2 separate regions of the Homo sapiens genome follow, and region 1 is linked to region 2. A link is a loop called in an ENCODE intact Hi-C map of the cell type or tissue named here. Cell type or tissue: chondrocyte. All regions are shown on one strand. Each heading gives the region's core, and the rest is flanking DNA. Links, peaks and the distances in the headings are about the cores only.

Evidence for each region. Peaks named below come from ENCODE experiments on the same cell type or tissue, not always from the same donor. Only the 100,000 strongest peaks of a DNase experiment are listed, where the experiment ranks them.
Region 1: a loop joins it to region 2, with 6 times the contacts of the local background. A loop is called at or near these places in 2 of 110 quality-filtered maps.

The regions. Positions count from the first base shown.
Region 1 is chr10:29,776,729-29,792,434 of GRCh38, reverse strand. LOC105376475 (a long non-coding RNA gene) reads left to right here and starts at 7,914. Exons shown (of 3, transcript XR_930788.4): 1 at 7,914-8,835; 2 at 9,003-9,147; 3 at 9,774-10,707. In chondrocyte, for the core only: no CTCF peak of the experiment used is centred there; no DNase peak of the experiment used is centred there.
Region 2 is chr10:29,940,195-29,955,900 of GRCh38, reverse strand. LOC124902403 (a long non-coding RNA gene) reads right to left here and starts at 8,755. Exons shown (of 2, transcript XR_007062101.1): 1 at 8,190-8,755; 2 at 4,207-4,423. In chondrocyte, for the core only: a CTCF peak has its summit at 8,003; DNase peaks (open chromatin) are centred at 4,054 and 8,293.

The DNA.
Region 1 (15,706 bases), core at 4,440-12,439, 170 kb after region 2:
AAGCGATTCTCCTGCCTCAGCCTCCTGAGTATCTGGGATTACAGGCATCCACCACCATGTGCAGATAATTTTTTGTATTTTTAGTAGAGACAAGGTTTCACCATGTTGGCCTCAAACTCCTGACCTCAGGTGATCTGCCTGCCTTGGCCTTGCAAAATGCTGGGATTACAGGCGTGAGCCACCATGCCCGGCCTTTTATTTCTTGTTGACTAAGCAGTGAGGCCAACCAAACTAGAGTCCAGGGAAACACAAATCACAGGGCCATTGAAGCGCTGTGGATGATTATCTCACATGGAAGGGACGGTCTGTCTAGCTTCTTACAGCCAAAGGGGGAATCTGAAGTTTTGTAACCTTGAGTGCAGTTATTATTAAAGGAGATCAAAGTCAGATATTAGGGGAGAGACAACATGGGAAGTGCCTGCTGGTACAGATAAGCACCTCTTTATAGGATTTTGAGAAGAACCCTGAAGTACCTTGGCTTGGACTCTATTGGTAGCTCAAGATAATATCATCAGACTTGCCTAACTCCTCTGGAGGAAGTAAGAGTTTGTTTAGTTCAGGTCAATAGACACATTGTAAGTGGAGCGCCTGTTCAGTCCAGGCATTGTACTAAGCCAGTGGTTCTTAAACCTGAATGTGCATTAGAATCACCTGGAAGGCTAGACCCTACCTCGAGAATCCCTAGTTTAGGAGGTATGGGTAAAGAACTTTCAGTAAGTTCCCACATGATACTAAAGCTGTGGTCTGGGGAACACACTTTGACAACCACAGCTAGAAACATGGTAGCTGCTGCGTGGTCTTAAAGGAAGAGACCTTTAAGCAGTCACTGCACTGCAGTGTAACACGCACAGCAAGCAAGGTGAAATTCTGGCACCATCGTGGCAAGAGGAAGAGGACTCAACTTTGCTTGAGTAAATCAAGGATAGTTTTATAAAGAAGAACATGATTGAGCTGACTATTGAAGAAGTAAGAGTTTGCCAGCCATTCTGAGAAGAGCCTGGAGGATGAGTGAAATAGATGGGCTTGGAACCTCAGAAGAGTTCAGTTCAGTACAGCTGGAGTGAGAAATGTACCTGGGAGGTTGACCAGGGAAGGAGGGTAGAGACCAGGTCATGGAAGGCCTGTCATACCAAGGGGTTAGACTCTGTCCTGTGGGCTCTAGAAAGTCACTGCGAAGTTTTACTAGTGGTGGAGGTATCACTTATTTTGTGGTTTCTGAGCCAGGCCCTGGTTTGCAATATCTAAACAGGTTTCCTGACTCTCGGCCCTAAAGGAAGGCCATGCCTGTGAGAGTCCCAGGAGACCCTCACTCACCTCCTATTGAGGGAAGATTCCCTTGGCTCTCTGAAATTGCTCCCATATCCACAATTGCTGGATTCCCTGGGAGCATAATTCGTCACCCTGTTACTTAGTATGTCATATAGAATGGAAGCATCTTTAATCATCATGGAGCTTATCATCACTATGACTAAGAATGATTTTTACAGAAAATGTATTAAATAATAATCCATCTTATTTAGCAAAATACATTTTGAAACCAGAACATTAAATTCTGAGCAATAACTTGGTTCAACATGCCTAAATGTCTAGGGTACTTTTGTAGAGAAAGAGACTAGAAATCTGTTTTGGAAAATTATGATTTAAACAAGCAGAGATACATCTATCTTCCTCCCTACTGTTTCCCAAGTGTTCGTCCCAAGGTCTGGCACATAATAAATATGTGTCAAATGAATGAATGAGTGAGTGAACCAATGAATGAATGAATGAATGGGCTGCAGTCATCTTTCAAAGGCAAAGCACAGTGGGAGAAACCACTGGATTGTAAATTAGGAGACCTGGATCCAATCAAAAACTAGCTATGTGATGGAGAGGAAGTCTCTCTGTCTCTCCAAATCTCTGCTTCCTGAGCTTTAACCTGTGGGCTTGGATTAGGATTAGGATAATAGATTTCAACCACGAGTGTATATTAGAGTCACTTGAGGAGCTTTTAAAATGTCACTGCTGAAGAACAAGTTAAACAGCCTCGTGGAAGCAGTAAGGCAAGTTTAGAAGATGGAATATTCTATAAACAAATGACCTGATTTCTTCCACAAATGAATGGGAAAAATACAAGAAGGGACTGGCACAGATTAAAAGAGCTTTAGAGGGCTCTCATCCAAATAAAATGTGTGGATCTTGTTTGAATCATGGTTCTAACTCAATCAGTCAAACAATCCAATTGTAAAAAGGCATTTTTGAGCCAGTCAGGGACATCTGAACTTGCAGTTGGGTTATCAGATATTATTAAGAAATTATTCTCCAGCCTGGGCAACAGAGCGAGACTCTGTCTCAAAAAAAAAAAAAAGGAAATTATTGTTCATTTCTTTAGGTGTGATAACAGCATTATATGCGTGCATATACACACATGCACACACAGGCGTAGTCCTTATCTGTTAGAGACGCATACTGAAGTATTAGAGTCAAAATTATAATCATGTTTGAGACTTGCTTTAAAATCCTAAAACTCTAACAACCACCACCAAAAAAGCTGAGGGCAGTAAGCAACATAATGGATTGGAGAAATGTTGACAGTGATTGAGGCTGAATGATGGGTGGCTACGTGGGGGCTCATCACATGTTTCTCTTTACCTCTGTGTATTTTTGAAATTTGATTTTTAAAATTACTTTAAAGATACTAACACTTGGCTTTACAGCAGACTAAATAAATTAATATTCTGATTGAGGAAGAGAGAATAAAGCCCTTGGTGTCAGTATTCTTTAACCTTTCCCCCAATTCTGGTGATTCTAATATTGCAGCTAGGATTGAGAACAACTAGATTATTACAGGATACCTTTGATTCTACCAGAATAATTCATCCGTGATAAAGCTGGCATCCATATAGTTTATCTTGGGCACTTAAAAAGACTGCCTGAAGAAAGGGACGGATCTCTGGATCTCAGATATCAGCACCCCATGAGGTTTATTTTCCCCTTTATCTATCTATCTATCTATCTATCTATCTATCTATCTATCTATCTATCTGTGTAAATCTATCTATTTACATTTATATTAGCTGGATATATGTTCATATATATTATATTTTCCAAAACAGATACATCTTCCAATATGCTTATACCCATCCAATATAAATATATATATGATGGATATATATATATGATGGATATATATATGATGGATATATATATATATGATGGATATATATATATGATGGATATATATATATGATGGATATATATATGATGGATATATATATATATGATGGATATATATATATGTTTGGAAAATATAACATATATGGATATATATATCCACCCAACATAAATATAAATATATATATATACACATACGTTTATATTGGATGGATAAATATATCTGTTTTGGAAAAAGTAACATATATGGATACATATATATCCATCCAATATAAATGTAAATAGATAGGGTATATTAGATGGATACATATATCTGTTTTGGAAAATGTAACATAAACATATATATATATGTTTATATATTAATATATAATTATATATGTTTAGAGACAGGATCTTGCTTTGTTGCCCAGGCTGGAGTGCAGTGGATATTCACAGGCATGATCATATCACACTACAGTTTGGAACTCCTGGACTCCAGTGATCCTCCTGCCTCAGCCTCCCAGTACCTGGGACTATAGGAGCATGGCATATTTTTAAAAATCAAACTTGTTATTTGGAGATAATTTTAGATTCACATGTGATTGTAAAAAATGATAGAGAGATTCCCTATACTCTCTAGCCAGATTCCCCTGATAAAAACATCTTGCAAAACTATAGTAGAATATCTTATGATACAGTACAATGTCATAGCTGGCATATTGACATTGATACCATCGAGATAGAGAGCATTTTTACCACCACATGAAAATTTCATGTTGTACTTTGATAGCCATGCCCACTTCTCTTCCACTGCCACCCCCTCATTAGCCTCTGGTAACAACTAATTTGTTCTTCATCTCTATAATTTTGTCCTTTTCAGGAACATTATATAAATGGAATTATAAAGCATGAAACCTTTCAAGATTGGCTTTTTCACTCAACATAATTCCCTGGAAATTCATCCAGGTTTTTGCAAGTGTCAAGAGTTCAGTACTTTTTGTTGCTGAATAATATTCCATAGTATGGATGTACCACAGTTTCTTTCACCATTTGCCTGTGGAAAAACAGAGCAATATCCAAAGTGAGTATAACGTTTCAAAATTTGTGGGACACAATTAAAGCACTCCTGAGAGGGAAATGTTTAGATCTAAATTTTACCTTTAAAAGAGGAAATGTCTCAAGTCACTAATCTAAGCTCTTATGTTAAGAGCTTCTTGTTGAGGAAGGAGTATTGAAGACTCCAACTATTCTTATGGATTTATCTACCTTCATTTCACTTCTATCCATTATATCAAATGTTTTGCAGCACTGTTGTTTTGTGTGTATACATGAAGGATTGCTCTGTCTTCTTTGTGGATTGACCCTTTTATTATAATTTTCTTCGCTGTGAAGTCTTTTTTATCTGAAGTTGATATAGTCACTCCTGCTTTCTCTTGAATAATATTTGCATGATATATCTTTTTATATCTTTTAAAACCTGCCTATATCTTTATGATTGAAGTAAGTTTCTTATCAACAACATATAGTTAGTTCATGCTTTTTGATTCACTCTGCCAATTTCTGTATTTTAATTGCTGTATTTAGACCATGGGCATTTAATATAATTATTGGTATATTAAAATTAAGACTACCAGTTTATTTTTTGGTTTTTGTTTGTTCTCTGTTTTTCCTTTATCTATTTTCTTTTTTCTTTCTTCTTACGGGTTCCTTCAACACTTTTTAGAATTCCATTTTGATTTTGATTTATGTATGGTGTTTTGGGTATATCTCTTTTGATAGTTTTAAGTGGTTGCTCTAGGTATTATGTTCTATATATATTTATATCTATATAAAATAAATTGCCAGTCTACTAGTGTCATCATTTTACCTGATTGAATGAACTGTAGAATCCTAACTTCCCTTGACGCCCCTTTTACCTTCTCTTTTTGCAGTTGTCTGGTTTTATTTTGTTTTGTTTTTCTCTAGAGACAGAGTTTTGCTCTGTCACTCAGGCTGGAATGCAGTGGCACAATCATAACTCACTGTAGCCTCGAACTCCTGGGCTCAAGTAATCTCTCGCCTCAGTCTCCTAAGGAGCTAGGACTATAAATGTGTGCATCACCACCCTTAGCTTTTTTTTTTTTTTTTTTTTTTTTCTAGAGACAGGAGCCTTCCTATGTTGCCCAGGCTGGTCTTTAACTCTTGGCCTCAAGTGATTTTCCTGCCTTGGCTTCCCAATGCAATGGGATTATAGGCATGAGCCACTGCACCTGGCAAGTATAATTGTCTTAAATATTTCCTCTACCTAACAAATCAGCCGACTATAATTTTTGCTTCAACCATCAAAAATAATTTAGAAAACTCAAGAGGAGAAGGAAAACCTATATAATAACTCATATTTTTGCTTACCATGTTCTTTGTTCCTTCCCCCGCTCTAAAATTCTTTCTTGTATTATTGCCTTTCTGTTTAGAGCATTTCCTTCAGCCATTCTTTTCAAGTACCTCTGCTTGTAACAAATTCTCTTGAATTTCCTTCATCTGATTTGTCTTGATTTCCCTTTTATTCCCGAATATTTTTGCTGGATGTAGGATCCTGTGTTGACCAGTATTCTCTTTCGACATTTGAAAAATGTGCCATTTTCTTCTGGCTTTGATGGTTTCTTATGAGAAATCTATCATTCAATTGTCTTCCCCTATAGGTAAGCTGTTATTTCTTTCTCATTGCTTTCAAGAGTTTTCCATTGTCTTCAATTTTCAGAAGTTTAATTATGATGTGACTTGTTCATTTCTTTGAATGTTTCCTGTTTGGAGTCATTCAGCATCTTCTATCTGTCACTTTATGTCTCTTGCCAAATTCAGGACATTTTCAGTCATTATTTCTTCAAGTATATTTTCAGCCCTTCCCTCATGATATGATACAGATGCTAGATCTTTTGCTGTAGTCCCACAGGTCTCTATGACTCTGTTCATATTTTTCAGTGAATTTTTTCTCTTTTGCTCAGCTTGTATAGTTTCTATTGCTCTGTCTACAAATTCACCAATTCTTTTTCTCCTCCATTCTGCCATTGAACTCATCCATTGAATTTTTTTTTAATTTTGGTTATTGTATTTTTTCATGCAACATTTTTCATTTGGTTTTTCTTTATATCTTCTATTTCTTTGCTGAGATTTTGTATTTCTTTGCTAGACTTTCTATTTGTTCACTTGCTTTGAGTGTGTTTGTAACTGCCCATTGAAGCACTTTTATGATGGCTGCTTTACAGTCTTTGTTGGATCATCCTAACATTTCTCTCTTCTTGATGTTGCATCTATAGATTGTTGATTGCCAATTTTTTTTCATTCAGCTTGCTATCTTCCTGGTTCTTGATATGACAAGTGACTTTCTGTTGAAACTTGGATTTTCAGGAGTACCATGTGATGAGTCTCTGAATCTTACTTAACCCTCTGTGTTAGACGACTTCCTCTGACATCTTGTGGCAGAGAAAGGGGAGGATGCCACCTCATTATTGACAGGTAGAAGAAGTCCACACTTCCCATTCAGCTCCCATTGACACCCAAGGTGGGGGAAGTCCTCATTATTACCTGGTGGGTGGGAGAGTCCGGGATCCTCACTGGCCCTCCACTGATTCCTCCCTGGCTGGAGGGTGTAAGAGCCCCTCATTATTCCTCTCCATGTGACCTCCACTGATACCACAGGGTGGTGGCTTTGTGACCTCTGGGCTGAAGCGACAGTCCTGATTTTCCGTTAGGCCTCCTTTGATGTCTCCTCAGTGGTGTGTGGAAGGGGCACCTCATTGCTTCCAGGTGGGGGTTGGGGTGGAAATTCAGGCCTCCCATTTGATCTTTGCTAGCATGGACATGGCTGGCAGTAGGAACATAGTCTTTCCTGAAGTGTTTGACTGGAGCAAAAAGTAATTATTGTCTAAAGGGCTTCTGCCTCTTTCTTGGTCCTTTGGCTAGTGAGAGTAAACTTTTGTTGGTTTATTTATTAATATTTATTTATTTTTATTCTTTTAAATAGAGACAGGAGTCTTGCTATGTTACCCAGGCTAGTCTTGAACTCCTGGCCTCAAGCGATCCTCCCACCTCAGCCTCCTAAAGTGCTGGGATTACAGGCATAAGCCATTGCACCCACCTATTTATTTTAATTTTCTTATTTTTATCTGTGCCCTTTGGCATTTTCAGGTTGCCAGGTTCTTTAGCTCCAAGTCTGGGACATATGAGATTGACAGAAAACCCAGAGAGCTCATCACTGTGTTATTCCTTGGATCCCGAAATCCCTAACCTGTCTACTTTCTACCACCTTTTAGGTTTTTCTTACGTTTGTTTTATATGTAGTATCCAGGATTTTTAACTGGACTTGGAAGAATAGGGAAAAGTATGGCTACTTTAGCTTCCCAGCAGCACATAATTTTTTGATATATTTGATACATACCAAAGAATGTATGTAAGTATATATGTGTATTATAAAGTAATAGCACTAACACTAAACCTTTTAAAATGGCAAATATATAATAGACTTTTTCCTAATGAAAAATGAAAACTACACTACTCAATCCCACACTAAACCACTTGAGGTATCAATGTAAGTTTGGCCTTCTAGGACTCTGAAATAAACATCCTTTGCCTCGAGAACCTGCCAATGAATGAGTCTTGATCCCATGACTGGGTTAGCATACCACTGTTGGTGGTTGTTGTTATTTAAAAGCCACCTTTCCTCTATTCTGAAGTTTCCTGCCTCCGGGCTACATGTCAACATCAGGAATGACGCAGCCTTACAGCTGGCAAGACTGTGAAGCCGGTGACTCAGGATAACGAAAATAAACACTCTCATTGCTGAGGAGTCCCACAGTCTCTGGCTACTTTGCCCTATTTTCTGCCCCATCCTGTGCCTTCTTTCCTTTTGTCCTTCTCCTGGATGCTTTCTGCATCTCTTTTGCTGCAGGATGTGGTGGCCATCCCCATTCTCTGCGATTTTAATGAACATCAGCTGTCTGGGAGAAGACTCCCAACATCTGTCTTTTTTTTTTTTTTTTTTTTTTTTTGAGACTGGGTCCAGGCTGGAGTGCAGTGCTGCGCCCTGCAACCTCTGCCTCCTGGGTTCAAGTGATTCTCCTGCTTCAGCCTCCTGAGTAGCTGGGATTACAGGCACCCACCACCACACCCAGCTAATTTTTGTATTTTTAATAGAGACGGGGTTTCACCATGTTGACCAGGCTGGTCTTGAACTCCTGACCTCGAGTGATCCACCCACCTCGGCCTCCCAAAGTGCTGGGATTGCAGCCATGAGCCTCCATGCCCGGCCCCCAACATCTGTCTTGTTCAAAAAAGAGCCAGCATGTAGACAGGGACGGACCACACCAGGCAGGGCTGGGGATGCTGGCCAGGAGATGGGATCTGATCATCAACTGAAATGTTACCTGGGAGGTCTTCAGATTGGCTGCCTCATCTCCTTTCTCTCCAGGGGATGCTTGCTAGCACATGGATCTTACTTCACCTCTTCTGGACAGTTTCCCTTCCCCCTGGCAGCCCTCACCAGGCTTCTGGGAAGTGAGGGGACATAGGAAATGGACTTCACACTATTACTGAACAGATGAGAGTCCCTGAAGTCATGGATTCATTTCCTTCCTGAGTAGCCTTGTCACCCTTGTTGTTTCTCTCCACAGGTTTCAAGTTGCCCTAGCATGCAGGATGAGATGGCTTCAGAGAGGATGGGCAGCCCGGTTTGTATGTTCTGTCTATAATATGCTGTTTGGGTTGGTTCTGGAAAAAGATCTAAGCAAGTCTCACAAAGAACAAAGGATTGCAGCTCAGTTACCTGCTGAGAAGCACCCCAACTGGATCTTGCCTCTAAGGCTCATTGACTTTACTCTCCATTTCTTCTGCTTCTCCAGCATCAGAGTGACAGTGGAAAGTACCTTGGGCTTTGTGGTCAGAAGAGCCCAGCTCCAGGGCAGTGTGTTTCCTGAAGCCATGTGACCTTGAGCAAATCGCTTTTGTCTTTGACCCTCTGTTTTCTTCTGGGTTAATGAAAATAGGGTAAGGATACCTTTTCTACAATCGACTATTTATTAAATGATATGATGAAATGAATTATGACATTGCTGGAGATGATAATAGCATTGTGGAAACCATATGTTATCTAGGGCTTGCTTTAGAATATCCTAGCAAAAAATAAAAAGGAGGAAGAGACAGGATAAATGAAACAGGCTTGGCAAAATATTGATAACTATTAAAGGAGGATGCTAGGTTTGGGGGGTCTAGTCTAGTATGCGGTCTATTTTTGTGTCTGTTTGAAATTTTCCACAATAAAATTTTTTTTTAAATTAACCATTTTGTATCCCAATAGGATCAATAAAATAATGGATAGAAATACCCTTTATAAATATGAATACCCTACAGAAAAACAGTGTCTTGCTGTAGAAAAGATTATCACACACTGGTTCTCTAACTAAATAACTGCAAGGATGCGCCTCTCTCATTGACTGAATTTGTCTGTAATCGCTGTAATGCATCCGACTGGCAAATACATGGAGAAGCCCATTCTCTCTGCCCTCATCCCCAGCTCTCCAAATACAGGGAAGATCCAGAGCCTCTTGTGGGGCAGAAGGCAGAGTTGCTTGACCGCCCCAAACAGGTTTGAATTGCCTCTCCCTCTTTTTCAGGGCGATGCTTCTTTGCCACAGGTTCATGACTGCCTGCCACTTCCTCTCTGTTCTCCTGCCTCCTCTGTCTGGAAGACATGTCCAGTTTCCTCCACTCCTGGATTCTCCTTGCTTTTGTCCTCAGACCATCAGATTCAAGAGAGGCAGTGCAGGTGGATGGCAAAGGGACCCGGATACAAAAAGCTGAGTCAGGCCCCGGGCCAGGGCTAACCATGCGCAGGGCAGAGTCCCTGGGGCTGCAGTTGGTTATCATTACTGTTTTCTTTTTCTTTTCTTTTCTTTTTTTTTTTTTTTTTTTTTTTGAGACGGAGTCTCGCTCTGTCGCCCAGGCTGGAGTGCTGTGGCACGATCTCTGCTCACTGCAAGCTCCGCCTCCCGGGTTCACGCCATTCTCCTGCCTCAGCCTCCCGAGTAGCTGGGACTACAGGCGCCCGCCACTACGCCCAGCTAATTTTTTGTGTTTTTAGTAGAGATGGGGTTTCACCGCGTTAGCCAGGATGGTCTCAATCTCCTGACCTCATGATCCGCCCGCCTCGGCCTCCCAAAGTGCTGGGATTACAGATGTGAGCCACCGCACCCGGCCTTAATTTCTGTTTTTAAAGACAGTGTCTCACTCTGTCACCCAGGCTGGAGCATAGTGCTGCGATCACAGTGACACAGGAAAATAGGGTCTGAAGGCAGGGAACATAAGGCCGATTCACACTTCAGCTATAACAGGAAATAACCTCTCCATAGGGCGTACGAGGTGAATGACTTTGTAATTTTACTTCATCGTCTCCGTTTTACATAGGACATACCTGAAGTAAGCAATGGAGTCCTCTAGGGGATATTTAAACTCCCAAAAATTCTGTAAAGGGGCCTCTGAGCCCCTATGCTCAAGCCTGCTCCCACACTGGAATATGCTTTCATTTTCAATAAAACCCTTCATTCCTTCCTTGCTTTGTTTGTGCATTTTGTCCAATTCTTTGTTTAAGACGCCAAGAACCTGGACACCCTCCACCGTTAATAATAGTTCACTGCAGCCTCAAACTCCTGGGCTCAAGTGACGCTCCAGCCTCAGCCTCCCAAGTAGCTGATACTACAAGCGCCTGCCGCCATGCCCAGCTCATTTTTCAGTTTTTGTACGGAGTCTGGCCATGTTGCCCAGGCTGGTTTCAAACTCCTGGGCTTAAGCCATCCTCCTTCCTAGGCCTCCTAAAGTGCTGGGATGACTGATGTGAGCCACTGTGCCTGGCTAGCCCAGCATTACTGTTTTTGAGCTCTGGGAGCAGTGGATGTTAGGTACTGGTTCTGCAAATATGACAAACACTGATTGCTGTCCCAAGGAACTCATTTGTGTCTGATAGTAGAGAAATGCAGATAAACAAAGAGTTGTGAAATGAATTAAGTTCCGGGGATAGACACATGTAGAGAAAATGAATACAATCTCAGCCAGTGCAGTGGCCCACCCCTGTAATCCCAGCAATTTGGGAAACTGAGGCAGGCGTATCGCTTGAGGTCAACATGGTGAAACTCCATCTCCACTACAAGTACAAAAATTAGCCAGATGTGATGGTTTGTAGCTGTAATTCCAGCTACTCAGGAGGCTGAGGCAGGAGAATCGCTTGAACTCAGTGGAGGTTGCAGGCAGAGATCGCTCCACTGCACTCCAGCCTGGGTGACAGAGTGAGACCCTGTAAGAAAGAAAGAAAGAAAGAGAGAAATTGAGAAAGAGAGAGAGAGGGAGGGAGGAAGAGAGAGAGGGAGGAGGGGGGGGAAGGGAAGGTAATGGAAGCGAAGGGAAGGGAGAAAGAAAAGAGAAAGAGAGAAAAGAGAGAGAGAAGGAAAGAGGGAAAGGAAAGAAAGGAAAGGAAAAGAAAAAGGAAAAAGGAAAGGAGGAAAGAAATTAGGACCTCAGAGGAGATGCCCCACCCTGCCTCTGGGTATTTAAATGGTGGATGGAGTGAAGGCTGTGTCGCAGTCACAGAGTGACCTGAACTCCTGAACTCAGCATTAAAAGATGAGTAGGTGGCATGAAAAAAGGAATTGCAAGTCTGTGCCACAGCACAGAGAGGTGAGGGAGTGGATGGAAAGACACACGCCCTTCCTCCTCCTCTGTTTGTGAAATCCTTCTCTTGGAAGAATTCTATGATAGAATCGTGAATCCCTACATCAGAGAGCAAGAGGACTAACTCACTTGCTTCCTCCAGATGAAACACTTAATAAGAGCTTATTAACAAGTGACAAATGATTGTGGAACCACAAAGGGACCCGGGTAGATTTGCAGAAAGAGGAAAGAATACTTTTTTTCCTATGCTGATCAGGAAAGAACCAAACAGCCCTGGGACCATACCCTGGCTGTCATCCAGGAGAAAGGATATTTTTCAAACATTGAGAAGTTCTTTTTGTTACTGTCTTCCATTAACAGGAAACCCTGTTTGTTTTCTAGGTCAAATTCAGTGCCTGCTCCTCATGATTCCTGTGTTGAGTTTGGATGATTAAGGCTAATGTTTCTCCTCATTCTAATGATCTATTTTTCATTGTGGAGTCTATATTGTCCACAATTAGTCATATTAGTTTATTTTGCATTTTGCATAAGCTTTTTTTTTTTTTTTTTTTTGAGACGAGTTTTGCTCTTGTCTCCTAGGCTGGAGTGCAGTGGCGCAATCTTGGCTTAGTGCAACCTCCGCCTCCCAGGTTCAAGCAATTCTCCTCCCTCAGCCTCACAAACAGCTGGGATTACAGGTGACCGCCACCACATCTGGCTAATTTTTTTGTATTTTTAGTACAGATGAGGTTTCGCCATGTTGGCCATGCTGGTCTCGAACTCCTGACCTCAGGTGATCCACCCGCCTCGGCCTCCCAAAGGGCTGGGATGACAGGCGTGAGCCACTGCACCCGGCCTGCATAAGCTTTTTAAGAGACAAATAGAACAGTGTCATTACAAGTATTAACACTTAATACCAAAAGACGGCACTTCTCTAAAGAATCGTAAGCATTTTAAACGTGCTTTTTATCATGCAGCAGAATGCAACGTGCTCACAGCTAATGGCTTCACTTTCACTCCTCTTCCCAAGAGGTCTGTCCGTGGACCTCTTTCTTTCTATGTTCAACGGGGGTGGCCTCATCCACCCTCCTGCCTTCATGTTCATTGATGTCTCCCAGTGACGTGTCCTTGGCTTTTACCCCTCTCCCGAGCGGCAGACCTTTCTGTCCAACCAATACTGGGCATCTCCATTGGAATGTTCTGTGGGATCCCCAAACTTAAGGTTTTCCACCTCCAACTTGCTCCATTTCTTATATTTTCCAGCACCAGGGGCTCAGCCCCATGTAAGAGACCAGAGAGCCACGCTGAGCTGTGCCTGTGGCTTTCTAATCTCTCTACCCCTACCCAGTTCTTCACCAGTGCTGTCCAGTGTTTCAGAGGGAAGCAGCTTTCCCTCAGGTCCTTCTCTCACTTGCTTCAGAGGCACCTCTCACTTCTTGAGTCAAGCACTGCCACTGTTTCCAAAGCAATTCCTTTAACATTTTGTAAAATTCTTTTGCTTTAAATAAACCCATTGGCTTTCCACTGCCTCAGAATCCAACCAAATTCTTTTTTTTTTTTTTTTAGACGGAGTCTTTCTCTATCACCAGGCTGGAGTGCAGTGGCGCCATCTCGGCTCACTGCAACCTCTGCCTCCCAGGTTCAAGCAATTCTCCTGCCTCAGCCTCCCGAGTAGGAGTAGCTAGGACTACAGACACACGCCACCACGCCCAGCTAATTTTTGTATTTTTTGTAGAGGTGGGGTTTCACCATGTTGGCCTGGATGGTCTCAATCTCTTGACCTCGTCATCTGCCGCCTCCACCTCCTAAAGTGCTGGGATTGCAGGCATGAGCCACCGGGCCCAGCCGCAACCGACTTCTTTACCAATACGCAAGGCCTCTCACACTCAGGCCCGAATGCATCATTCCAGATTCACATTCTTCCTTCCCACCCCAGGCAGCAAATGCCGCCATCTGCCATTGTCCCAACAGCTTTCCTCTTTGTGACTCTCGGCCTTTGCACACCTTTATTGGTTCCTCGCCTTGGAACGCCCTCATCTTTCCTCTCAGTTTTGTCCCTTCTAAGAAAAGTTATATGAGACAATCCCCAGAACTCCTGCCTATTTCATTCTTTCATTTATTCATAAATTCAGAAAATATTTACGGAGCATCTACTGTATATATGCCAGGCATCATTCTAGGCAGCAGAATGCAGCAGTGAGCAGGACAGAAAGTCCCTGCCCTCAAAGAGCTTACACTCTAGCAGGAGGAGAGACAGAAAACAAGCAAAAGGAAAAATAATTCGTGTTTGATTATGATTGTGATGAGTTCTATGCAGGAAGTTAAAGCAGAGGAGACCTACACAGAGTGAAGGAGGGCAGGAGTGTTCCTTACTTCTCCCCTTTCCATAAAGGGCAGACAGGTTGTATTTTCCTGTCTCTATCAGTTTCCCAGGGCTGCCATCACAGAGTACTACAAACTGGGTGGCTTATAACAAAAGAGATTTATTCTCTCACGGTTCTAGAGGCCAGAGTACAAAATCAAAGTGTCGGTGGACCCTGCTCCCTCTGAAGGCTCTAGAGTAGGTTATTTTCTTGCCGCTTCCAGCTTCTGATGGCCTTGGGTGCCCCTTGATGTGTGTCAGTGTAACTCCAATCTCTGCTTCCATCTTCACAGCTCCTTCTCTCTGTGTCCCTCTGTGTTTTCTCCTTGTCTTATAAGGATCCCAGTCATTGGATTTAGGGATGATTCTAAAATACAGGATGATTGCATCTCAGAATCCTTAACTAAGTACATCTGCAATCACCTTATGTCCTACTAAGATCACATCCTGAGGTTCCAGGTGAATGTGAATTTGGGAGAACACTATCCAATCCCCAAGACTAAGCAGCAAATGGAAAGTGGCTTGCTCTTACCTATGTAAAGCAAATCCTTTTTTTTTGAGACAGAGTCTGGCTCTGTTGTCCAAGCTGGAGTGCGTGGTGTGACCTTGGCTCATTGCAACCTCCGCCTCCTGGGTTCAAGCGATTCTCCCACCTCAGCCTCCGGAGTAGCTGGGATTATAGGTGCCCGCCACCACACCCGGCTAATTTTTGTATTTTTGCTAGAGATGGGGTTTTGCCATGTTGGCCAGGGTGATCTCGAACTCCTGACCTCAGGGGATGCGCCTACCTCGGCAGCCCAAAGTGCTGAGATTATAGGCATGAGCCACTGCACCTGGCCTATAAAGCAAATCTTAACTTTAAAACTAAATAAAGCATAGAGATTGTGAAGTGAAACTCATTCCTGCCTCTATGTTTGATCTTTTCTTCTTATTTCTAGAGGTCAAAGGGAGAAGAGAGAATCAGCTCAACAGCAAGAGTGGCTGGCGGGACATCATCATTACACGGCCCCAGAAAGGCCCTGAGTTCTCCGGCTTCCTTCAATATCACCAGAAGGAGCACATCTGTCACGACATCAGCACTTTCCAGAGCAGTTGGAGCAGAGGGTTTATGGTGACTTGAAGCTCATTTTTTAAAACATCTCTTCAATTTTTCTTGGCTCACACCTGTAACCCCAACACTTTGGGAGGTGAGGTAAGAGGATCACTTGAGCCCAGGAGTTTGAGACCAGCCTGGGAAACATGCTGAGACCTCGTCTCTACATAAATTTTTTTAAAACTTAGCCAAATATGGTGGTGCATGCCTGAAGTTCCAGCTACTCAGGAGGCCAAGGGAGGAGGATCACTTGAGTCCAGGAGTTCAAAGCTATAGTGAGCCATGATTGTGCCACTGCACTCCAGCCTGGTAACAGAGCAAGAGTGAGAAGAAAGAAAGAAAGAAAGAAAGAAAGCAAGAAAGAAAGAAAGAAAGAAAGAAAGAAAGAAAGAAAGAAAGAAAGAAAGAAAGAAAGGAAGGAAGGAAGGAAGGAAGGAAGGGAGAGAGAGAAA
Region 2 (15,706 bases), core at 2,543-10,542:
ATGAAAATACCTCCCCTTCACAGTCTTCTCCCACTTTATAGGGGAAGGTCAGACCCTTCCCCCATCCCAACTACTGCTATAGTGCTAACCTCTAGTGCATTGACCCCAGTGTGTTAAGTGGGTGATTTAGTGGCTTAACACAACCCATATTTACTCTCTCATGGTTTCTGTTGGTCAGAGGTCCAGGCCTAACTTAGCTGAGTCCTCTGCTTCAGGACCTCATAAGAGGCTGCATTCAATGTGTCTGCCAGGCTGGGGTCTCATCTGAGGCTCCACTGGGGAACAATCTACTTCCAAGCTCATGTGGTTTGGGCAGGATTCACTTCCTGGCAGGTTGTTGAGTCCCAGCTCCCTGCTGGCTGTTGCCGGAGGCTGCCCTGAGTTCCCGCCACAAGGGCTTTACCACATGGAGGCTTACATCAACAAAGTCAATAAGGGAGAGAGTCGAGAAAGCCTGCTAGAAAGATGGAAAGTCCCATCTCCTGTTGCATAATCACAGACATAACATTCATCACACACCCTTGATGTATTCTGATTCCCCCCTTTATTTATGTATGTATGTATTTATTTATTTTTATTGATACGTAATAGATGCACATATTTTGGGGTAAGTGTGATATTTTGATACATTCCTATAATGTGTAATGGTCAAATCCAAGTAATTGGGGTATCCATCATCTTAAACATTTATCCTTTCTTTGTGCTAGGAACATTTGAATTATTCTTTTTTAGCTATTGTGAAATATATAATAGATTATTATTAACTATGGTCACTCTACTGATCTATCAAACACCAGCTCTTATTTCTTCTATCTAACTGTATTTTTGTACCCACCCTTGCTGTTTCTGTTAACTAGAAGCAAGTTACAGTTCCAACCACACTTTGGCAGGGGACTCTACAAGCCCATGGACTCTAGGAGGCGGGAATAATTTGGGACAATCTTAGAGTCTATCTGCCACCCTGGGTTACCAAAGAAAGGGATCATTAGAAATACTGGCATCAGCAAGATGTCCTTTCATGAAGGCACTGAGACACTCCTAGCCATCTTATCAGGGTACATTTCCAATGATGTTTTAGTAATTATTTTAATTAAAATTTATTTAATGTATAGTTTTGCTTCTTTTGAGACCCAGTCTTGCTCTGTTGCCTAGGCTGGAGTGCAATGGCACAATCATGGTTTACTGTGGTCTTGACTTCCTGGGCTCAAGCAAACTTCCCACCTCAGCCTCCCGAGTAGCTGGGACTACAGGCACAGGCATATACCACCATGCCCAACTAATTTTTAAAACAATTTTTATAGAGATGGGGTCTCACTATGTTGCCCAGGCTTGTCTCGAACTCCTGGGCTCAAGTGATCCTCCCACCTCAGCCTCCAAAAGTGCTGGGATTACAGATATGAGCCATTGTGCATAGCCTTTAATGTATTTTTAATCAAAATGTAGATTAATATTAAAATCATAACTGAATTCAGAAGAAATAATTTTTTTCTTTTCTTTTTTTTTTTTTTTTGAGACAGAGTCTCACTCTGTTGCCCAGTGCAGTGGCACAATCTCAGCTCACTGCGATGTCCATCTTCCGCGTTCAAGCAATTCTCCTGCCTCACCCTCCCAAGTAGCTAGGACTACAGGCACGTGCCTCCATGCCTGGCTAAGCATTTTTGTGTTTTAGTAGAGACAGGGTTTCACGGTGTTGCACAGGCTAGACTCGAACTCCTGAGCTCAGGCTCAGGCAATCTGCCCACCTTGGCCTCACAAAGTGCTTTGATTACAGGCATAAGCCACCACACCTGGCCAAAATAATTTCTTAAATGTCCATATTTATACATACTTCTGTGACAAGGAAGTAGGATGGGCAATTAATACAAATTTTAATTTATAAAATTATATTTTCTTGGAATAAAATTCAGTGTGAAAGAGGAGTGGAAATACAATATAAAGATATTAAATTGCCAACAGCTAAAGAAGAGAATATTAATGGTTTTTAAATAGATGGTAGTGAGAGTATCAAATCACCCTTGTGTTTATATTCCATCAGATATATTTTAAAGAGTAATGAAGTCATTTTTTTAAATGCCAGTGTTTACATTTTGCTGGAAATTCTATCTTTTTTAGTTATTTAAATATTTGAAGAAAAGGATTTAAATGTCAACTTAGAAATGTGCAAGGGGGAATGTAATTTTTCAAAATACTTTTAAGGTGTAGGCCAGGGTGTTTGAAGACAGTTGCTTTACAAAACTGAAGGTCACCAAATCTGTGGTACTGAAGACAAACTTTCATCATTGCCACGGTATCTTATAAAGAAAAATTCCGGTGGGGCTCAGTGGCTCACACCTGTAATCCCAGCACTTTGGGAGGCTGAGACGGGCAGAGGCAGGAGAATCACTTGAATCCAGGAGGTGGAGGTTGCAGTGAGCCGAGACTGCACCACTGCACTCCAGCCTGGGCAACAGAGTGAGACTCCGTCTCAAAAAAAAAAAGCGAAAATTCCCAAGATTTTCTATCAAATGAGCATGTATTTTTGCATGTCTTTGATCTACACATTGTGTACACTATTCCAAAACAAGATGAATCCCTCAGTTCTGCTTATGCTCCCCAACTTTTAAAACTCTTCTTTTGCTGTTTGGGATCCCGGCCACCCGGGGTGGGAGTGGGGATATTAATAGGTGATATCCTTTGTAGATTTGTCCCCACCCAAGTCTCATGTTGAAATGTAATCCCCAATGTTGGAGGTGAGGCCTGGTGGGAGGTGGTTGGATAATGGGAGCAGATTTCTTTTTTCTTTTTTTTTGAGACGGAGTATTGCTCTGTTGCCCAGGCTGGAGTGCAGTGCCACGATCTCGGCTCACTGAAACCTCTGCCTCCTGGGTTCAAGCGATTGTTTTGCCTCAGCCTCCTGAGTAACTGGGATTACAGGCGTGCACCACAACACCCAGCTAATTTTTTGTATTTTTAGTAGAGATGGAGTTTCACCAAGTTGGCCAGCCTGATCTTGAACTCCTGACCTCAAGGGATCCACCTGCCTCGGCCTCCCAAAGTGCTGGGATTACAGGCGTGAGCCACCGCGCCTGGCCTGGGAGCACATTTCTTATTAATGGTTTAGTACCATCCCCTTGGTGCTGTCCTCGCAATAATGAGTGAATTCTCACAAGATCTGATTGTTTAAAAGCGTGTGCTGCCTCCCCTCCTCTCTCCCTCCTGCTCCTGCCTTGCCATTGACTTGCCTGCTCCCTCTCCACCTTCCACCTGATTGTAAGTTTCCTGAGGCTTCCCTAGAAGCTGAGTGGATGCCAACACCATTCTTCGTGTCCAGCCTGCAGAATCATGAGCCTATCAAACCTCTTTTCTTTACAAATCACCCAATCTGTTATTTCTTTAGAGCAACGCAAGGACCGACTAATATAGTTGGGTTCTGTGAAGTTCAGCCACCTTGAATATATGTGACTGAATACACATACCACTGAATATAACATACACTTCTTCACAGACAGAGACAACCAGCATTTGTCTGTCCCCTTTAGAAATATTAATCATAATGTTATAATGTTGACTGTCCTGAAAGGGATTGTGACAAATTTTCTATTTGTTACCTGTTTTTGGTTTGTTTTTGCTTTTTTTTTTTTTTTTTTTTTGACAGGTCTCGCTGTGTCACCCTGGCTGAAGTGCAGTGGCTATTCACAGGCATCATCGTGAATACTACAGCCTTAAACTCCTGGCCTCAAGTGATCCTCCTGCCTCAGCCTGCTGAGTAGCTGGGACTGCAGGCACACACTACTGAGCCTAGATTTGCTACCTGGTTTTTACTGGAAATAGGCAAGCTGGTGACACAAGCTATATGGATTGTAATATTAGACCGGGGGTGGGGCTTCTATCAAACTGGAGGAGAGACAAGGAGGCCGGAGTGACGGAGCCCACCTCTCTGCAGGCTGAGGCTGCCTGCTGGCCCTCCAATGGTTATGGCTGTATTTGTTCTGAGAGAGCTGCAACAGCTGGCGAGTTCCTGGACTTGTCCGCACCTGTGCGGGCATGGGACAACGCTTTGGTCTAGACTGCCTTTGCATCTGCCCCTGGGCTTTTAGGCTGCAGGCCTGTGGAGTCACCACTGGCTGAACATCCTCTAAACAAAGGGCTATGGCAGGCCGATCTTGGCCCTTCCACCTCAAATGTGTTGAAACTGCAGGGCTCGAAGAATCCCACACACCACTGATCTTTTAGCATTTCAACATTCTCATCCTTTTATTTGTTTATTTAAATGTTTTTAACTTTTCGATAGACTTTCCTGGAGCAGCTTTAGGTTCACAACAACATAATTCCCATCCTTTTCCGACACCGCCTGGCTGGCAGCCAAGCTCCTTCGTACTCATCACCTTCCGATATATTCATCTGCTAGCAGGGATCAGTGAGGGATGGCTTTAAGCCCACATGTCTAAGAGAAAGGAGGAAAAGAAGAGGAAATTAAACCCTATGACAAGCAGGACAAATGCTGAAGAAATTGCAAGTGGATAAAGCCTAAAAGAATAGAGCTCCCTGCTCTAGAAAACAAACAAAATCCACGGAACCTTAGGTTACTTATCCCTGTGATGGGAGTCATGATCCTACTTAACCCTCAGGGATGGAAACTATAACAATTGCATAGCCTGGCGATGAATTAGAAAGCATTTGGGGAGGTGCTAAGATTTTAGATATAGTATTAAGAAGTAGTGATTTTTTTTATTTTTAATGTTTGTGAGTACACAGTAGGTGTATATATTTATGGGACACCTGAGATGTTTGGATACAGGCATGCAATGTGAAATAAGCACATCATGGAGAATTGGGTACCCATCCCCTCAAGCATTTATCCTTTGAGTTGCAAATGAAATATTACCATTAAAATCAACCATACACCTAGCTTTAAAAAAATCCTGAGCTATCAAGACTCTGTCTAACCTTAGAAGTAGGTAACACACATGTACCCCAGAAACATGTCAAATATTACATATCAATAAAAGAAAAAAAGGGGGAAACAAAAAGTGAGGAACAGCTCCTTTCAGTTTCACAGATTATTCTCCCACTGCCAGCTATTCCAACGCCATCATTATAGCTCTGTATCTGCAAGAATAATACTGTGTTTCATTCCTCTCTCCCCTACTCAGCCTCCCAAAAAAGTGTGTGTGTGTGTATGCGTGCAAAAGTACCGCCTCCTACCCAGATAAATCTAATTATTGATTCTGTCCAGACATGTCCTGACATCTATAAAGGCCTGTGGGAAGAGGTGAACATTCCTGGCCACCACCCCTCCCCTGAAGTTCTGCATAGGCTGTGGAACCCCCTTCCCTGTCCTTTCTCTCATGGGGCTAGGATGACAGCTCAGGCACTACAGAGCTTCCCTGAAGAAGGCTCGCAGAGCCGTGTGGGCCTCTGTTGGGAAAGAACACATCCCATCATTTGGATAGAGTCATTTTTCATCCAGCCGGGTGCTGCTGTGGGTTATGGGAGTGTGCACCAACTGTATTGTAGACAAGACCCACATTGCCAGGAGAATCCAACATCAAACCCTAAACAGGGATCTTGGTTTGGCTTAAATGCTCCTCACAATGGCTTGGTGGGGTTTCAAGGTGCCGTTACAGGGATTTCTCAAGAAATCAAAACCAGCCGGGCATGGTGGCTCATGCATGTAATCCCAGCACTTTGGGGAGGCCGAGGCAGGCAGATTGCTTGAGGTCAGGAGTTCAAGACCAGCCTGGCCAACATGGTGAAACCCCATCTCTATTAAAAATACAAAAATTAGCCCGGTGTGATGGCGGGTGCCTGTAGTCCTAACTACTTGGGAGGCTCAGGCAGGAGAATCACTTGAACCTGGGAGGTGGAGGTTGCAGTGAGCCGAGAGTGCCCCACTGCACTGCAGCCTGGGTGACAGAGCAAGACTCCGTCTCAAAAAAAAAGAGGAAACCACACATCATGTTGAATGTATCATATCTGGCACAAGTGTTCTAAACTGGACATAAACCTCATGCCTTGGCCAAGTTTTTCTGAACGAACCACAATGATTCATGAAAAAAAATTGTATACTTTTGAGTGGGGCAAAGACTTCATGCTACAGTTTGTAATAAAGGTCAAAGGTCAGGAATTGATTTTGGTGAAATCAGTTGAGATTCTTTTGCTATCCTGAAACTTGGAGATGGTAAAGGTTTCAGATTTCAAAATGAAAACTTTGCCAAGCAACAGGGTTTATTATGTATCATTTAGAAACTAGTCTTCATACCCTGAAGCTCCTTCGGCACGGCTATTGCTTGAAAATACTCTAGAAAACCACAGGGAACATTTTCCCAATGAATCATAATCTGTCTGGGAAGTTAGAGAAATCAATCAAATAAGCTTCAATTTTTTTTTTCCTGGACCATCTGGACAATTCAGATAACAATATATTGTGGTCACAGCTCACATTTTTTCAGACCTAAAGTTGAATTTGTTATTTGAATTTGTTATGAGACAGGAAGCGAAATGTCTGCAAAGATAAATGAAAAGAGGGAATGATTTTAGCAAACAGGCCTTGGATACATTTTCTAAGTGATTTTTCCAAGACTCACTGGTCCCAGGATTTGGTCCCATGGCCAGATCCTCCTAAATGAAAAATGTTCAAATTACTGTGCCGAATAGTGCCTGGATTCTTTCTACGAGTGCCAGAGAAAAAAGTGAATTAGCCCAGGAGTACCTCTCAGACTGAAAATCAAAACAGCCAAGGGCAAAGAACTGGAAGTAGACACTGAAGTTCAGGCTCCCTCTCGAAGCCGTATTGTGGCCTGTGAAATACACATCGCTCACACCTCATCAAAGCCAGTGAAACAGTAGCTGTCATGCAAGCTAAATCTTGTTTTCACAGAGCCTGCCTGTGGCTGGTTTCATTTGGCTCAGCCCAAGCTACCTGAACACCTGGTTCTATGCTTAGATTTTCCTATGTGTGGAAAGCAATTATCTTTCGACTGGAGAGAAAACTGTACAGAAAACCCAACCGCGATCATTTGGGGGAGCAGCCAGGCGCACGCTCGCCATTACACTGTGATGGAACAAATTGTTAAGCAGGTACAGAATTTGATCGTAATTTCAGCAAAGGCCTATACATGTTTCTAACGTTTTTAAAAATACCTCTGTTCATAACAGCAGACACTAAGGATTAGTGATTTTTCCCCAAGTGCATGATCAGGTCTATTTTGTTACAATGGTGCCTCCTGGCCAAGGCCAGACACACTCAAAGAAGGGTCTTGGGCAGATAGGAAAGATTTCCCTGCAGGAGGTTTGAGAGGGGCCTAACAATTTGTAGGTCTTTGAAATATAATTTGAAATGGTTACAAAGCTACGGCCAATGATGTAAGAGAAGGTGTGTTTTATAGTAAGTATTAAAAGAAGACAAATAGATGCTAAGGAGAGATGGATTGGCTAAGAGAAAGATTAACACACAAATTGCACCTACTCATTCCTATATAATTCGTTAGGGAGAGGTACAAATTAGGCTCTGAAATTTCCAGCAGCCGGCTCATGTGTATAATCCCAGCACTTTGGAAGGCCAAGGAGGAATGCCTGAGGCCAGGAGTTCAAGATCAGCCTGGGCGACATAGAGAGACTCTGTCTCTACAAAAATTTTTTTAAAAATTAGCCAGATGTGGTGGTGCATACCTGTAGTCCCAGCGACTATGGAGGCTGAGGCAGGAGGATCACTTGAGCTCAGGAGTTCAAAACCTGATGGGCAACATAGCAAGGCCCATCTCTACCAAAATAATTTTTTTTTTAATTAGCCAGGCGTGGTGGCACACATCTGTAGTCTCAGCTATGCCATAGGCTAAGATAGGAAGATGGCTTGAACCCAGGAGTTTGAGGCTGCAGTGAGCTATGATCGCACCACTACACTCCAGCCTGGCAAGGCCCCAGTCTCAAAAATAAAATAAAATAAATTTTAAAATGAATTTTCTAGGAGCCAGCCAAAGAGGAAAGTGCCATCAGTTGCATTGAGCCACCCTGTCCACAAGGTGAATCAGCAGCTCAGGATAAGTACAACTATTTGGGCAGGTCAGCAGGCACACCACTGCCGGGGATTAGAGAGTCAGGGGACAGGGTGTCCTCTTCTGTCTAGGACTGAGGAATTTCCTTTGATATGATTCTTTTAGTGCTAAAGGCAGTAAAGTCTTGGGACAACCAGGATGAGTTGGTCACCCTACCTGGGAATGTTTGCCAGTCAGCCCATCCTGGCCTGGACCCCCCACCTCCACCCAGCAGGCAGACTGCTGTCTGAGGTCTCACGCATATCCCAAGACTTGCAGCTGCAGGTGGGTGACAGGTTCCACAGGCGCTGACCCTGGGGTTCTGGCAAGCTGTTGGCTCAGTGTTTGTGGAACATAGTCGAAGCCACGGGGTGTAGAGAACTGAAAGGACATTCCCAGGGAAGGGGGAAACTTTCCCATGCAAATCCCAGCAGAAGCTGTGGCTTTGATTTTCCTCAGTCTGCAGCTGCATGGAGAGGAATCCGGGAGGGAAAACTGCCCATGCAGAGCCTTATGAAACACCAGCTCAAGTCACTAGCCTCCAACAGGCTCGGTGAATCATGCTGACTGCCTCCTGGACTCATATGAGGCTGCTCCCCTCAGCAGGGCAGCCTGCACTACAAACTAGCCCTGCTCCTATCCCTGGCTAGCTTGCCTTGCTCACCCTACCTTGGACCTTCCTGGTTCATTCACGAGAAAAATCCTGAGACTGGCAAGAGCCTGGAATTGTGAAAGCTCAGACTAAATAAGAAGGCTTTCGTGGTGGCCTTTTACCTAGCGTGGCAGTCAAAGACTGCTCTGCCCCCAACACAAGACACTCCCCTGCTTTCATAACTGGCACTGTAACATAGTTATCCTGTGCTGGAACATTCTGTCCTGTGCCAGCACAGACCTGAATCTCAGCAGAGTGCATAAACAGGGGGACTTTTGCTACACTATTCCAGGAATATGACATAATCCTACCCTGTCCCTCCAGAGTCACCTTCTTGGAAGGTTGACAGTCTCAGAGGCTTCCAGGGAAGAGAGTGCTGCCTCCTGGTAGACCCTGAATGGGTTCCACTGCTCTCCCTCTCATTACAGTGACGATGAGGCAGAAGGATCGGGCTCCACCTTGACTCGTATACCTTTTCTTGCAAAGATCCCACTGACAGAATTTTCTGGACATCTTTAGAGCATGTGGAAGACCTTACAGGACTACATTGTTTCTGGGTATCTGAGACCAAGATCAATTGGGGCAAACTTGTTTTTAAATTTTGTTTCTTATATATCTTGTGTTTTTTAAAACTTGTTTTTTATATGTAAGCTTTTTAAAAACTAAAATTTCAACATATCTTTCTTGAATTAAACCACTTGCCAAATTCAACAAAGATTTCCTTTGGAAGATATCTTCAAAGGGTTGATTGTGTCCCAATCAACATTTCCATGAATTTCTAAATAAGTGGCCTAATCTGAATATTTTTTACAATGTGCCCTGGATATGGAAGATAGAGGAACAGTCTCCACCCTTGAGAAACTCACAATTTATTAAGAGAAAAAAATAGGCCAGGCACAGTGGCTCGCACCTGTAATCCTAACACTTTGGGAGGCTGAGGCGGATCAACTGAGGTCAGGGGTTTGAGACCAGCCTGGCCAACATGGTGAAACCCCATCTCCATTAAAAATGCAAAATTAGCCGGGCATGGTGGCGGGCACCAGGACTCGTAGTCCCAGTTACTCGGGAGGCTGAGACAGGAGAATCACTTGAACCCAGGAGGTGGAGGTTGCAGTAAGCTGAGATCGCACCACTGCACTCCAGCCTGGGCGACAGAGTGAAACTCGGTCTCAAAAAAGAAAGAAAGAAAGAAAGAAAGAAACATACTTGATCACAATAATTGCCAGATCTTATAGGGCCTTGTGTGCCTGGGTGAGGAATTTAGGCTTTATCTTGTGGGCATTGGGAATTTATCGTAAAGGACATTATACAGGAAGGTAGCATGATTGAATTTGCATTCAGCTTAAAGAAAGGGTTGGCTTGAGAAGAGTTGGGAGACAACTAAACCAGCTGAGAGCCTTCAGCAATGGTCCAGGTGAGAGAGGAGGAGGGCTGGTTCTAAGGGGTAGGTGGAGAGAAAGCAGAAAAATCACATAATATTTAGGAAATAGAACTAACAGGATTTCATGAGTATTGGACATGAGAGGCAAGGTAGAGTGGATGTCTGGAAAAACAGCCCTCTCACAGAAGGCAGCATGTCCTGGAAGCATGAATCCAGGAATGACTTTTTTTGTTGTTTGTGTAGGACTAAGACTAAAACCCATATGTGTTTCTGGAGAATGGGGGTGAGGGGTGTCCCATTGTGGCTCGAGGCTGGAGAGGTGGGTAGGGAAGAGGCTGGCGAGGTAGGTAGGGGCTGCATTGTGGCGCACAAGGGTTCCATGTTCAAGGTCAAATATTGTTGGTGATTCTCTCATGCATATGGGATAGAGGAAGTGGCCCAGTCAGGGTTCTGAACACGCTGATGTTCAAACCAAAACCCAGGAAGATTTGGGGCCACCTCCATACCTAGTTTTGACCAGGAGAGGTGCCAGGGAAGCATAATACCCTAGAGTCACTACAGAAAATTCTATGGGCTCCTTTCTGAGGATTGCCTGCCTACTCAGGATACAAAACTAGGAGGTCAGACCTAGCAAGACAAGAGGTGGAAGGGGCACAGAGAAACATGCTAGTTGCTGGTGTGGATCATGAATGCTGTGCAGCCAACTTAACCTGAACCCAAGGAGGGCGGTGGGCTCCTCAATATTCCTACAGAAAATATTCTTATCAGAAAATTCATTTTATGGCAATAGTTCATAACTAACCTAGTGCACAGCTTGGGCAGTTTGGCAGAATGGGAATCTCCAACCACGTTCATTGTCTGCATGTGGGCTGAGGTTCAGCAATCTTTCCTTCTGCACCTCTTTTTACTACTTTCCTTTTGCTCAGTTTACCATTATGGCAGGTGCTCTCTTCACCTAGTTCCACCCATGAATTACTAGATAAACCATAATCTCCTTTTTCCCAGGAAAACACACGTAAAGCTCATACTCCATGGACCACGCAGGCTGGAGAGCAGCCCTCCAGGGCATGTGCCCACATCTGCCCAGTGAGTTGTTCAGGTACCTGAGTCAGGTGTGTTTACCTCCGGATCTGTGTCCATCAGTTACACTTATGTTAACAATTATGTAATTCTGTGAATAACCTATAAACTGATGAAATATGAGTACAGAAAAGAGCAGTTTCTATGATAACAAGGTTGAATGCCTTGGAAAACTTAACAGCAAGTCAATCAAAGAACAGCCTGCTGTTGAGCTGTTGAATTACAGATTGGTGAGAGAACTGAAAAATATGAAGGGAAGAAGTTAATGCTCCGGAAGGATACTGCACTCCATTACTTCCCATTTTCCATATTTGAAAGTCATTCCTCCACGTTTGAGAAATCCGCATTATGGGTTGAGGATTCTTCATTGTGGTTTACACCAAAAAGCCAAAGAAGCAGCTCTGTTAGAGGACTCAGACTTCGAGAGAAGACTTTAGCCTTGCCCTACACCTGCCAGATGAAGGTGCCTTTGCATTGAGTTAAAGTAAAACAGTTAATGAATATATATTTAGTCATTATTTTATTTTTGATGATGATGATGATAATTTTATTTTATTTATTATCATTATTATTACTATTACTTTGAGATGGAGTCTTGCTCTGTCACCCAGGCTGGAGTGCAGTGGTGCTATCTCGGCTCACTGCAACCTCCGCCTCCCAGAGTCAAGCAGCTCTCCTGCGTCAGCCTCCCAGGTAGCTGGGATTACAGGCACCCGCCACCATGCCGGGCTACTTTTTGTATTTTCAGTAGAGAGGAGATTTCACCATGTTGGCCAGGCTGGTCTCAAACTCTTGACCTCAGGTGATCCACCTGCCTTGGCCTCCCAAAGTGCTAGGATTACCGGCGTGAGCAACTGCACCTGGCCTATTATTATTATTATTATTTTCTTTTGAGGCAGAGCCTCACTCTGTTGCCTAAGCTGGAGTGCGATGGCACAATCTCGGCTCACTGCAACCTCCACCTCCCTGGTTCAAGTGATTCTTCTGCCTTACCCTCCCAAATAGTTGGGACTACAAGCATGTGCCACCACGGGTGACTAATTTTTTTTGTATTTTTAGTAGAGACGGGGTTTCACCATGTTGGTCAGGCTGGTCTCAAACTCCTGACCCCAAAAGATCCTCCTGCCTCAGCCTCCTAAAATGCTGGGATTACAAGTGTGAGCCACTAGGCCCAGTAATGATTTTATTATTAACAATTCCCTACTTAATCTCTTGATTAAAGGGAAACCCTGAGGCCTTTCTCTTCATTCCAACTTTCATCCCTGTCTTTCTTCTGCTGACCTTGAACTCTGATTCAGTTACCCCCCTCCAACTTTGGCTGACTCTTCCATGTCTTCCCAGAAACATCAGTGACCGGAGGGTTCTCTCTCCTCAGATACTAGCTGTCTAGGACCCATCAGGATCCAGATTTGGGATCTAAAACTTACGCAATTGGGGAAATTCTTCAAGAAATATAATCCATTAAATAAAAGTTAAGTATGAAAGCAAGATTTATTAGAATGATTTTTAAAAGCCAAATTATAAGTTTTTAAATGCTGACAAATACATAGACATATACAATTCCGGGAAAAAAAAGCAACGCTTTTTATTAATTGGGTGCCTGACACGACTCCGTAATACTTTTTTCCAAATTTTTTTGCAACATTCTCTTGGCCTATCTATAATACACTTTTATAATATCTTTCTATAGAAAAAAAAGGAAAAATAATTTAGTATTGTCTCTGATATGGTTGATCTTTATTTTTATTTTTGAATCTTATTATTGATTGTTTATAAAAGTTTCTTTCAGCCTCATGATTCTTTGTTGGCAGTGGCAAGTAAGTTGTCAGAATTATTGCCAAATTTTGGGAAATCTGTATGTTTCTTTCATACAAAAGCTATAGGATTTGGGGCATTCAAGATTTTTTCACCGCAACTAACCTTAAAAACTGAAAAATTAATGTCACTTCTTAATGAGTTTGTCTTTGATATACTTTTTTAGAGATATATTTATAAATTGTATGTTATCTCCATTAATGTCTGTATTTCAGGTGAAATCAGCAAGGAATTAGTGCAGATATGATTGGGCATGGTCATTTTAGTTGAAGGAAGAGCATGAAGAAAAACACTCTCCAGCAAAGGCAAAAAGTCTGAGCAATGGTCTCAGAGCAATGGACAGCAATGGACAGAGAGCAATGGACAAATAGACAGCAGTGGGCAAAAAGACCAGAGTCCATTAGGGAGATGCAAAAGGATGTCAAATGTTGGCAAGTGGCTGAGGATGGACCATCCTGTCCTTAATTTGGGGAGTCAAAGACCTGATGAGGGGTCACTAAGCAATAAAAGGCAATAGAGGATCATTTTTAGATCAGCACCATCAGAGTCAGACAAATCTCAACCCTACTTCTGCCTGTGAATTTCTGCCAGCAGTAGGTTAACTATTTACCTACATGTCTGCAAACCACCTACACATATCCCCCAAAGTCTACCCTAAATGTACGCCCAACTCAATGACCCTGAGCCAGATCCCCTAAATGCCATGGCCACTCCAGTGCCACCTGACCAGAAGGGAAGTGAGACAGAGAGACGTCTGAATGGAAAGAAGCAGCATCTTAACTGCTAAAATATCTAACTTTTGCAAAGTGTACAGAAGCAAATGACCATGGGAACACATTGCTGTGGCTCCTGTAGCCCTCTGCACATGGAAGAGGTGACAACTATAGCCTGCAGCCTCCTGGCAGTAAGAGCTGGAAAGATGTCCCTAGACCCCAGTCATTTAGGAGAAAGGAGACCTAAGTGCTTCTTAGGATAACTCTAGGCAGCCTGGGGAAGGAGAAGACAACCACCAACTGGTGAAAGTGAAAGGAAAAGATGGGGGCTCCTGTGGATATGAGTCTATTAAATGCAACAAGCATGCATTGAGCAGCCTGATGTGCACATGCTGGACTCAAGCTTAAAAGGTGAAAGGTAGTCCCTGCATTATAGTGGTTGAATCTAGAGCTTGCAAACTTAGACCCCACTGGAGGGCTGGAAAAAAACAGGACAAGCTAAAGAGGCAGGGACAATGGCAAGTGCTTTGGTGTCTCTGGCTCTTGTCAAGTGTTGCTAAGTGATGGGGCTGGTGTCATGGGCAAGCCACCAGTACAGTTGCACAGGGCTCTGGGCTCAGAAGGGTCCCTCAGTTGGGTTTTACTGCTCTTAATTTAATTTATTTTATTATTAAATTTTATCTTTGAGTTTGTGTTTTGTAAGTGAGGTCTGTTGAGACAATAGAGCATGCATGGGGACTTGGAACCTCAGCTCCTCCGTGACTGTCTTTCATCACCTCTCCAGTTCTTGGCCTCCTTCTTTTCACCCTCTGACTTCTCAGGCCCTATCTAGCCTTCCTTTTCCTGCTCCTGCCCAGAAACAACTGCTGCTGCCGTTCCCCCTGGGTGTCAATTAAGTCAAATCACCAGGATGCGCAATAAGGGGGACCCAATGTTCTTCCATCCCTCTCTGCTTTCAGTGGGGATCCAGGAGTAGGCACCAGGAGGGTTGGGGTCTCAGAGCAGGGCAAGACAGTGACCATCCCCACCCTGATCTGGGTGACTCAGTGCAGGTGAGCCTCGCATTCACCCTCAATGCAACTACTGAGTGTGATTCAGGGTGGGATTGCTGTCAGCAGTGGGTTAGGGCTGCAGGATGGTGAGAATGGGGAGCAGAGTTTATGGGATGGATGACTCCACAGCTGGTGGGCCGTGCTCACGAGTGGACAAGTTCATTGAGTCCCCCTGCACAAAGAGTCCCCTACATCTGTGAGGGGCTGCACCAGCCCCAGAGAAACTGCACGCCCAAGAGGAGCATGGCTAGCAAATAGAAAGCACCATTATAGGTCCAGAGGCTGCAGAAGAAAGGGCAACGTTTTACATGCTAGTACTTTAACAGCACTTTCCCCCTGCATTTGGAACAGGGGGACTTGCATTTTCATTGTGCACTGGACCTTGCAAATGATGGAACCAGCTCTGCTCAGTGGGTGTCTCAGTCCCATTATGCTGCTATAACAGAACATCATAAACTGGGTGCCTTATTGTCTTAGTCCATTCTATGCTGCTATAAAAGAATACCAGAGACTGAGTAGTTTATAATGAACAGAAATTTATTGGCTCAGGGTTCTGGAGCTAGGAATCCAAGATTGAGGGTCTGGCATCTGGTGAGGGCCTTCTTATCACATCATAACATGGTGGAAGGCATCACCTGGAAGAAAGGCAAAAGAAAGAGCATGAGAGACAGAAAAGGAGCCAAACTTGTCATTTTATAAGAAACTCACTTCCACAGTGACAAACCCACTCCCATAATAATGGCATTAATGCATTCATTCCACCTTCATGGCTTAATCACCTCTCATTAGTCCCCATATCCCAGCACTGTTGTATTTGAGATTACATTACCAACACATGATTTTTTAGGGGACACACTCTAACCATAGCATCTATAAACAATAGAATTTGTTTTTCTCATGGTTCTGGAGGCTGGGAAGTCCAAGACCAAGGCAATGGTAGATTCAGTGTCTGGTGAGAACCCACTTCTTGGTTACTTCTTGGTTCATGGACAACTGTCTTC